Regions from separate parts of the Homo sapiens genome. Here all the other regions are linked to region 1. The links are chromatin contacts, found by Hi-C in ENCODE. All regions are on one chromosome and are shown on one strand. The core of a region is the stretch at or near the end of the contact, and the rest is flanking DNA. Distances in the headings are between cores, read along the strand shown. Region 1 overlaps LOC124901332 (a long non-coding RNA gene). Region 2 overlaps LOC124901329 (a long non-coding RNA gene). Region 3 overlaps EFHC1 (EF-hand domain containing 1).

Region 1 (3,342 bases), core at 477-2,976:
TCCCCCTGGGGACATTTGACAAGGCCTGGAGACATTTTTTGTTGTCACATCCTGGGGCAGGGTGCCACTGCATCAGATGGGTGGAGTCCGGGGATGCTGCTAACCTGCCTACAATGCACGGGACACCCACACAACAAATAATTATGTGGTTCACAATGACAACAGGACCAGGACTGAGAAATTCTTATTGCACACCCTCTGCCTGGATCCTTTTACTTGCATGTGATTCTTACTCTTTTATTGACCTTTGGACTAATACTTCACCACCCTTTGTCCCAAGCCTAATTCTCACCTGGATGTAGATGTCATGTTCCTTTTTATTCCACATCCTGAAGCCACTAAGCAAAGGCACGGGTGCCTTCACCTCACCAGGTTCCTATACATTCTTCAAACACTGGAGCTCTGCAATTATTTCAGGCCATTCTGTGGCTCTTCCTACCACCTCCACACCTGAAAGTCAAGCAGCGCCTGTAGGATCAATCTGGTTAATGCTGATACATTCTCGGTTTTTAAATAGTGTGATTTTAGACTTTTAGTTCTATTGGTGAAGGTACAATATATAATAGAAAGAAACTCCAACAATCCCATACTAAACCTTTGCCCTTTGCTCGGGCTCTTAAAGGATTCACGTGCTTCCAGCTCGTAACTAGTGTTGTCCTACTTTTGCTTGTATTGTAATTGATCTCCTTTCTTGGGTTTTTTTTTCTTTTCTTTTCTCACATAAACCTTCTCTACCTTTTGTACTGCTTGTCTCACATACTATTAAGCCTAATTTGAATTTTTTGTTATAGTCTTCAGTTTCCCAACACTGTTTATACTTCTTTAAACAATAGATTTCATCTGCATGGTAGACAGAATGCCCATGAGTCCCAAGATGTCCATGTCCTAATTCCTAGAACTTGTAGATATGTTACCTTATATGGCAAAGGGGACTTTGCAGATGTGATGAGATGGGGGGATTATCCTAAATTATCTAGGTGAGCTTAATAGAATGCATGAGCCCTTAAAAGGGGAGAACCAGGCCTGGTGTGGTGGCTCACACCTGTGCTCCCAGCACTTTGGGAGGCCAAGGCAGGCGGATCACCTGAGGTCAGGAGTTCAAGACCAGCCTGGCCAACATGTCAAAACCCCGAGAGTCCATCTCCAGTGTTTGAGACGGGGTTTCACTCTGTCGCCCAACAGGAGGGCATATATCCTCTATCTCCCATTACCAAAGATTGATTCAGGCATCCCTTCTTGATCTTTCTAGGAGCTGTGAAGTTGCAGAATTTTGGTTTATTGGGATGCATCCTGGTGCTTGCCTACAGATCTTGTTTTGCAAGTAAGAACAGAAGACTCTGGCCGGGCGTGGTAGATTATGTCTGTAATCCCAGCACTTTGGGAGGCCAAGGGGGGGCGGATCACCTGAGGTCAGGAATTCAAGACAAGCCTGGCCAACATGGCGAAACCCCATCTCTACTAAAAATACAAAAATCAGCCAGGTGTGGTAGCACGCACCTGTAATCCCAGCTAGTCTGGAGGCTGAGACAGGAGAATCACTTGAACCCGGGAGGCAGAGGTTGCAGTAAGCCGAGATCGCACCACTGCACTCCAGCCTGGGTGACTCTGTCTCACAGAAAAAAAAAAAAAAAAAAACCACAGGAGACTCTAGGGAGGCCACCAGGCCTGTCAAGGTTGCATGGTTCTCAGGTGGCAGGCTGGTATCACACCCCCCGCCCTGACTCACAAACTGTTCCTATTTTCATTTCCTTCCCCTTAAAAAAAGTAGAACTATCTCACTGATGTAAGAAGAACATACTTGGCTTTTTTTCTCGTAAGGAGTCTTAAAAAACACACTGATAGTTGACACTGTATATATCAAGGTTTTCTGGCAAAAATTTCCATGGAATGTAGTTCAGAGAGATGCTCCAGAAAAATTTTTAAAAAGCCTCTGTGGTCAAATAAGCTTGGAAAATGCAGTATGTTTGTTCCTGCCTTGGAATGTCATCACATACATAAGCTTAATAAAACTTCTCAGAAGTCTATAGTAAAGAAGTTCTAGTTCAGTTTTCCCTTTTCATATAACACCCATTAGCAGGAGGCAAGAAATGCTAGTACAGAAGTGGCTTCATGTCTTTTCTCTGTCCCTTTCACTTGTTGCGTGGCTGGTTTAGCACTGTAGGTGGCTCTGGCCTGAGTACGCAATGTGACCCTTTGGGAGTCAAGCAGGTGAGTGCATCCCAGAGCCTGCTGATTACCACCCATTCTTCCTTCCTTTCTCATCGACGGGAACCCCATTTTATGTGGGTCAATGAGTGCTGAGGCTCCCTTGAAGCTTGGTGTGGCCATGTGACATAGTTCTAACCCATGAGATGGGAACAGAAGTCTCTAGAGGGACTTTCAGAAAAGCTCATACATGCATTTTTCTTCATCATTCATTTTCCTGCCTAGAGTGCAGAGGCAATACATGGAGATGCAGCAGCCATCTTGTGACCATGAGGACAAAGATCATTTACCAAGGATGACAGAAGAGAAAGTTAGCAAGAGCCTTGACCCCTGATGAGGTGAAGTCATTTCACCAGCCTATCACAGCTTCTAGTCTTCTTGGGAATGTAAGAAAAACAAACTGTTATTTGCTTAAGCTCTTATAGCTAAGTTTCTGTTCCGTGCAGCTATTATTCTAATCAAAATAATGTTTCAGTGTTTATTCCTGAATATCACATAATTTTGCTCTGTAGGTGTCATCTTGGCTTTCTTTATGAATGGCAATTACTGGCTGGGTGCGGTGGCTGAGATGGGTGGATCACTTGAGGTCAGGAGTTCGAGACCAGCCTGGCCAACATGGTAAAACCCTGTCTCTACTAAAAATACAAAAAAATTAGCCAGGTGTGGTGCCACATGCCTGTAATCGCAGCTACTTTGGAGGCTGAGGTAGGAGAATCACTTGAACCCAGGAGGCGGAAGTTGCACTGAGCCAAGATATCACCATTGCACTCCACCCTGGGCAACAAGAGTGAAACTCTGTCTCAAAAAAAAAAAAAAAGAAAAAGAAAAGAGAAAAGAAAAGAAAAGAAAGGCAATTACTGGATAGGGTCTAAGAAGTTTACAAAGCAGGCCAGCAACAGCATCAAGTCATTCAAGTCAGTGTTTCTCAATGTGGCCCCCAGACCAGCAGCCTCAGCACCACCTGGGAACGTATTAGAAGTGCACATCCTCCGACCTCGCCCTAGACCTGCTGAACCTGAGACTCCAGGGGTGGGGCCCAGCAACTGGTGTTTCAGCAAGCCCTCCTGGTGCTCCTTACATACGAACTTTTTAGAACCATTTTAGAACTTAGTTTAGAACTAACATTTTAGAATTTAG
Region 2 (3,342 bases), core at 481-2,980, 940 kb after region 1:
GTCTTCATGTACTTTATTATCATTTTTTTAAGGTGTTGGGGGTAGGGGATGGCGATTTAAGAGGAGGGCAGGGGCCAAGATCCCTTGTTTTTCTTCCTCTTTTCTCCAAGCAATTAACAGATGGAAAGGTCTCAACCAATGAACAGATAGAAAGCAGCAGCAGGCCTTGCTCCTAGGTAGAAAATGGGGTGGGGAAGAATCAGCCTAAGGCTCCCCTCCACCTCCACCTCTCCTGGTGGGGTCCAGTGAGAGCAGTCTAGCACTGCTTGGAGGGACTTTAAGTGGCTTTATGAAAAGGCCTGCCATCTAAGATGGTAACTTGAGTTAATAACTAAGGAGGAAGCAAAGGAATTCATGTAGCACAGAGTTGTGAGCCCGATGAAGAGGCGGTATTGCTAAAGTCGGATCATGATGTCTTACATCAAAAGAAATCATAAGGCAAAGAAAGGAGAACAGAAACTCTCATTTCCTCTTGATCACTGTCGGTTGGCTAAGTTGTCATTTTCAAGTGGAAGATGCCAAAAAGTCCAGTAATAGAGTAATTTTTCAGACAGGTAGACAGGAAGCATACTATTACAATGAGACTACAGTAAGTCTCAAGGTGGTGGCAGTGACTCCCACCTAGATAGAATTTTAGGAAATATGTTTAATTACTACATGAAAAGATTCATGGAAATCATTAAAGTCCTAAGTGCCAGAATATGCAGTCCTGCCCACGTCAAGAATTTGCCAGCAATAACAAGCACAGACTTTCCAGTCACAAACAGCTACCTAGAAAGAAATGACAAAGTACTGATTCTTTTTCCAAGCTGCTGATCCGATAACGAACATGAGATTTAGTATCTATAATGGCTGTCTCACTTCATCTCCTGTGCCTGTCATAATTCCTAGCACATTAAAGGGGCTCAATAAATATTTGTGGAATGCGTTGCTGAGTTCATAATATTTACCACGTTGTATTTATTTTACTACCTTAGAAACAATCTCTAAGACGACAAGTTATAGCCATCTTAGCAGAGATCCTGTGAGATCTGGTCTTTTGAATTAATTTTAAGATGTTACAGCAACTAAAGGCCTTAGTTAGGATTAGGTGAGTCCAACATGCTTGTTTTATAAGGAGAACACTTGGGACAGAGAAAGGGAGGGTAACTTTCCTAAGGTCACACACCCTTTGGAGCTAGAATATGCATGCATCTTCTGACTCCTAGCCCCACCTAGGATGGACACCAGCTCTTAGAGAAAGAGCAGCTCAAAAAACACATCATGATATTATGGAAGTAGATTTTCATTAAGTAAGAAACAGCAGGAAAGCACTGCAGTATGAAAGAGAAAGCACTGCAGTGGTGTGTCAAGAATGCTTTGCAGTCTCAGTTCCTCCATTAGGCAGCTGATTAGACATTCCAAGTGACTTGGCAATGTGAGAGCGCTGAGATCTAGAAATATCCAATGCTAATGTTAAAGTCTATTCTTCCATGTGGTTTTTCTTTCTGAAAACTTTAAGGAATAATTGATTTTTTTTTCACTCCTGTCAAGCAGGTCCTTCCTCATAATAGATTGAAATATAGAGTGAATTTTTTAACTAAAAGGCAGAAACCCGAGATTGAAAAAGGTCTTGGCTTTTTGTCTTAAAACAAAACAAAAACAAAACAAAAAACTAACCATCTTCATGTGCCTGCTTGTGGGGGACGTTAGATGATCAGGGCAAGTAAAACTGGTGAAGCAGTTTGGTTTGTCAGGGCACTCTTTGAATTTAGTGTGTGGGAGGGACTTCCTGTAGAATTTTGCCAATTTTTTTTTTTTTAATTTTTATTTTTGAGACGGAGTCTCACTCTGTTGCCCAGGCTGGAGTGCAATGATGCAATCTTGGCTCACTGCAACCTCTGCCTCCCGGGTTCAAGGGATTCTCCTGCCTCAGCCCTCCCTAGTAGCTGGGATTATGGGCATGCACCGCCACGTCCGGCTAATTTTTTTTTTATTTTTATTTTTGTATTTTTAGTAGAGACAGGGTTTCTTCATGTTGGTCAGGCTAGTCTCCAACTTCTGACCTCAGGTGATGCGCCCGCCTCGGCCTCCCAAAGTGCTGGGATTACAGGCATGAGCCACTGTGCCCGGCCCTTATTTTGGTTTTTCAGGGCACTCCTTGATTTTAGTGTGTGGGAGAGACTTCTGTAGAATTTTGCCAATGTGTTTGCTTGGTGAAGAGAGTCAGAATAAGGGAGGAGACCACCCCTCATATTGTCTTATGCCCAATTTCTGCCTCCAACAAAAGAAGAAGTAAAAACTAAAAGGCAGAAATGAAATCCACAGGCAGACAGCCCGGCGCCGCGTCCTGGGCCTGGTAGTTAAAGATCAACCCCTGACCTAACTGGTTATGTTATCTATAGATTCCAGACATTGTATGGAAGAGCATTGTAAAAATCCCTGTCCTGTTCTGTCTCGTTCTGATTACTGGTGCATGCAGCCCCCAGTCACATACCCGCTGCTTGCTCAATCCATCAGAACCCTCTCATGTGGACCCCTTTAGAGTTGTGAGCCCTTAAAAGGGACAGGAATTGCTCACTTGGGGAGCTTGGCTCTTGAGACAGGAGTCTTGCCAATGCTCCCAGCCGAATAAATTCCTTCCTTCTTTAATTCCGTGTCTGAGGAGCTCTGTCTGTGGCTCGTCCTGCTACAAGAAGGCCAGGAAAAATGAAAAGTCCTTTAGAAGGAAGGGGTCATTAAGGAGAGGAAGTCTGTGTGAGGAAAAGAATGATATCCACACTAAGAATGAGTCTTATTTTCTCTGAGCTGTTTTACTTTGGCTCTTGTATTGCTGACTGATTCTGTAAGAACATGGAGGGAAGATACTGATGTGTGGTTACACAGATATAATTTCATTCATACCTGCATTCACTTCATAATGGAAGGCCTGATATTCATCAACTAACTCAACCCTGAGCTTCCACGGTTACCTGGGGGAAAATTTCATTGACTTTTATTAGGAAAGTCACACACACTCACACATCACTGTACCCAACTCAACTCAAAGGCCTCCACCACCCTCAAAGCATGCTTTCAGCATCAAGCTCAGGGGGGACTGCAACATCTTGCACAAGCTGTCCTGCAAAGGAGAGCCATTGCTGCTGTGCTTGTGGCTGAGAGTGAAGAGGCTGAGCAGGTGGCTTCCCTGGCCCAGACCATGCAGGTCAAACTGAATCAATATTGGAGAACCAAAGCAGGTCATCTGTTCTCTGTTCATAGAGCCAGATGCTTGATCTCTTAGAGCCCACAGGACCAGAGCTCTCTCCACATTGTCCCATCTTCAGCAGGACCTCTGAGTGGGCAGACATCCCCGACAGTTGG
Region 3 (3,342 bases), core at 601-3,100, 750 kb after region 1:
GGGTCTCTTTTGGGACCTCCTTTGTCAGTACCCCTTCTTTTTTCTAAGCAGCTAATAAGAGGTTGGGTGAAAGAGTGCATCTCCTCCCAGGATTCCACAACAAAATTCTTATCTTCCATGGATGCTTTAATTGGAAGTGGGTTGCCGACCCCCTTGTGCCTAGAAAAGGCCTTCGCTTGGGTTTCCTTTGTATGCTTCAGCCTTCCTAGTTGGTTTTTCTAGGCCTGGTGTGAGAGGTAGGGAAGTCTGCACATAACTAATTCTTTTGCTTAAGGGCCTATGGCACAAGTGCACAAACTTCAATTCTTGATGTTCTAAGCTCTCTCCTCTAACAGAGGGAGTGCTGAAAGCTTTTGAGTCAAGACAATGGAGTGCTCTTCCTCCCTCACTCTGCCTTCCGAGCTTATGGTTCCTTTTCTCAGGAGAGGATTTTCAGGATTATTGGAGGATTAGGTCATTGTCAGATGACTGGAAAACCTAAATAGGATCTCTCTCCAGCTCAAGGTTGTCCCAGTGAGGAAGACTTTACCAACTTCTCACTCTACCCCACTACTCACATGAGTGTTAGCTCCACCTTGCAAAGGCTGAAGACCAGTTCTCCCCAGTGAAAGCTGCCTCATTCTTTTATGGAGTTCCCTGGAGTGGCAGAGCTATAAAGACGAGCATTGGGATTTGCAGTCTCCATGTAGCCTTTCGTGCTTGGCAACCCCTGTAGACTTTTTGTCCCAAGCAGATTGCGTGCGTGCGCCTGTGTGTGAGAATAAGTGCCTTACTTTGCTGTGTGGTTTTCAACTTGTACTCCGTGGCCAGCCCCCAGTTGCCAGGGCTCGACGGCAGCCAAGGACACCATACCTCAGTATAGTTATATATAAAAGGGACACGGATTGTGACAGTTTCACCCCATTTGTTTCTAACCCCGCTGCCCAGGATTAGGGTCTGTGGTGTGTTCTGTTTTGTTTTTGGTTTCTCCCTTGTGTCAGTTCTCTTCTGGCCCAGCTGGGTGGCTGTGGAAGTCTGTGAGGTGGCCCAACCACAAGCATACCTATTAAGAGAAGCCCAGAGCTTCCAGCCCCCACTTCGAAAACTCTCCTCTGGCCCCACATAGCAAACTCCTTCTCCGTTATTTTCCCCACCCCCAGATTTTTTTTAAAAGGCCCACTTGCCGTAACCTCTTTTGGTCTATTTTGCTTCCCATTCAGCCCAAAGTTTATATGATAAAGGTGTTTACTTTTACTTCCCAGTCTCCAAGTGCTAACACATAAACACATACATGTCTGACTGTTGCAGAACTGTTCGAGCTCCTAATTCAGTGTTACCTTGTTTTAGTCGCAGCAACCCTCTCCCCTACCCCTTGCCCGCCCACGTTTTTCTCACTCTTCCGGGTTGTGCAATAACTCTCCCAGCCAGTGGTCCTTTCCACAGCCTTTCTGTCCCTTAAAACACCTGCAACTGGGGGAGAAATGGGACCCATGGGAGGGGGAGTCGTCATCCCTTACACAAGAAATAGCCACTTTCCTTTTGTTGTCATTCTTGTGATCCTGGGTGGGTTTCTGTGGCACTCTTTTAGAACATGTAGCATCATCTTAGAGGTCTATTTTTAAAAAATGTGTTGAAGAGGAAAAAACCATTCTCACGATGGGGCTTAAGTCATTGTCCAGGAATAAGATTGGCGTGGTGCCCATGACATCACCGTCACTCTGCCTAAAAGCACTCTAGAGCTACTTGTTCACGTGGAGAGGAAGGATATTTTGCGAAGCAACAGCCGCAGGTGGAGAGCCCTGTTCACCTGATAGGGTCTAGCTGTGACAGTAAATATAATACCGCTGTTTCCTTGGGTACAGATTTGAGTGTTCATGTGATGAGACTGTAAACCTCATTTTTCGGTTCCTCTGTTTAAAAAAACATCTGAAGGATGAACTAAGGCTGCTGGTGCCCTGAGCAACTGATAATGCAAATGTGGACAAAGTGTCTGTTTTCTACTCTAGCCTGTTCATATGGACCAAATTTCAACAAGGAACTCAAGGAAAATTTGTACCTGCCGTATTTATGCTTTCATGTAAAAAAGGGTTGGGGGGAGGGGTGTCTTTTTGCTTTTGGTGAACTTTTTTTCAAAATCATTTTTCCACTGTTTCTGTCTGGTTTTAAAACAAATTACAGTTTTGTATGGATTTTTTAAATGTACATTTTGGAACAAATGATCAAATATTTTCTGAAATAACAATAAAAGGCAGAAAATTATCAGAATTGTCTCATAATTATTTCCTTGACGTGCTTTTATACAGTGATGCTTTTAACGTGGATGTTTACGTTTGCTTAAAGGAGTTTGCAATGAATTTTAGCCCTCATGTCTATTATTTTTCACTATATTAGTCATTTCTTATATATTTTGACCCGTATTTGTCCATTGTGATATGAATTAGGGAATTAAGGATGGAGAGTCAGTTATGTCAAGTGCTGGATAGCAATAAGCATCATTTTTATTTGACTCTTTAATAGTAAAGTGGAAAAGAGGTTTTCTTAACATGGGGTTTGTGGGTAGGAAGCTCCAGAAACAAGCACATCATCCTTGATGCCTACTATACTATGATGTTATTTAGCTTGGAGGAAATGGGGTTTCGTTTGTGTAAAGGCCAACAAATATGTTGGTGCTGACTAGAAGACATCCAAGTATTAGTAATAGTGGGGATTGCTGGTGTCACTTACATGGCTGCTGTTGGCTGTAGCTGCTTGCTGTGTTTACCAGAACCATCTTTCTTTGGAAAAAGATCTCAAAAGATGAGTGCAGTTACAGGTGGCAGTTAGTCAAGGACACCCATGGGGTGTGAGAAAGAGGAAATGTTTGCTTGAGGTGAAGGTGAGTGGTTCTGATGCATGGCAAGCTTCATTGTAGAGTTGGGTCCTGCTCTGCCATGAGAAGCTAGGTGAACTCAAGCAGTTAACCCTTCCGAGTCTTTTTGTGCATCTGTGTCAAAAGGGTTTCATGTTTTGTGGGGAGTCATGGTGAGAGATTTAGAGATACTGAATGCTAAGTTCATGGTACATATAAAGCACTCATATTGGCTTTTTAAAATGAACTTATGTGCCAGCAGGATACTCAGGAGTCACTTAACCAAGTGGATTCTCTGGACAACATTTAGAGACGTCTTCTCTACCTATGTGTCCCAAATACCCTCAAAGCCTATAGATATGGATTTGATACACCTTAATTGGATGGTATTTTCAAGGCCCCCTGATGGTGCAGACAAGGTACAGGCCCAGGTTTCTGAGTAGTGGCTAACTCACAGCCCATCTTTACCCGCAAGGCAGATTTTTATTAGTCCCAAAGCCGTAAGCACTATAAGC

The links. A loop is a pair of places that touch in the nucleus more often than their neighbours do. Pooled maps may share reads with other maps.
Region 2: a loop to region 1 is called in a pooled map, with 2.4 times the contacts of the local background. The contact joins two enhancer-like sites. A Hi-C loop is called at or near these places in 2 of 37 single-sample maps with no recorded cell type and 4 of 50 pooled maps.
Region 3: a pooled map shows a loop between it and region 1 (4-fold over the local background). The contact joins two enhancer-like sites. A Hi-C loop is called at or near these places in 2 of 37 single-sample maps with no recorded cell type and 4 of 50 pooled maps.

Annotation. Positions count from the first base shown.
Region 1 is chr6:53,243,520-53,246,861 of GRCh38, reverse strand. LOC124901332 (a long non-coding RNA gene) reads left to right here. Exons shown (of 4, transcript XR_007059612.1): 2 at 1,250-1,321; 3 at 2,431-2,591; 4 at 2,718-2,817. Among named protein-coding and RNA genes, the nearest start is that of MIR5685, 32 kb to the left of the region's middle. Within about 2 kb of position 1,726, at least 5 of the 41 ENCODE cell types and tissues checked have a DNase peak (open chromatin) inside an H3K27ac peak, as active enhancers do.
Region 2 is chr6:52,303,184-52,306,525 of GRCh38, reverse strand. All of the region lies in intron 1 of LOC124901329 (a long non-coding RNA gene), which reads left to right. Among named protein-coding and RNA genes, the nearest start is that of MCM3, 20 kb to the right of the region's middle. RefSeq lists an enhancer at 316-385 and a silencer at 2,041-2,335. Within about 2 kb of position 1,730, at least 6 of the 41 ENCODE cell types and tissues checked have a DNase peak (open chromatin) inside an H3K27ac peak, as active enhancers do.
Region 3 is chr6:52,496,304-52,499,645 of GRCh38, reverse strand. EFHC1 (EF-hand domain containing 1) reads right to left here. Exons shown (of 11, transcript NM_018100.4): 11 at 2,448-3,342. It overlaps TRAM2 (translocation associated membrane protein 2), which reads left to right. Exons shown (of 11, transcript NM_012288.4): 11 at 1-2,238. Among named protein-coding and RNA genes, the nearest start is that of EFHC1, 78 kb to the right of the region's middle. RefSeq lists an enhancer at 498-547 and a silencer at 1,631-1,832. Within about 2 kb of position 1,850, at least 12 of the 41 ENCODE cell types and tissues checked have a DNase peak (open chromatin) inside an H3K27ac peak, as active enhancers do.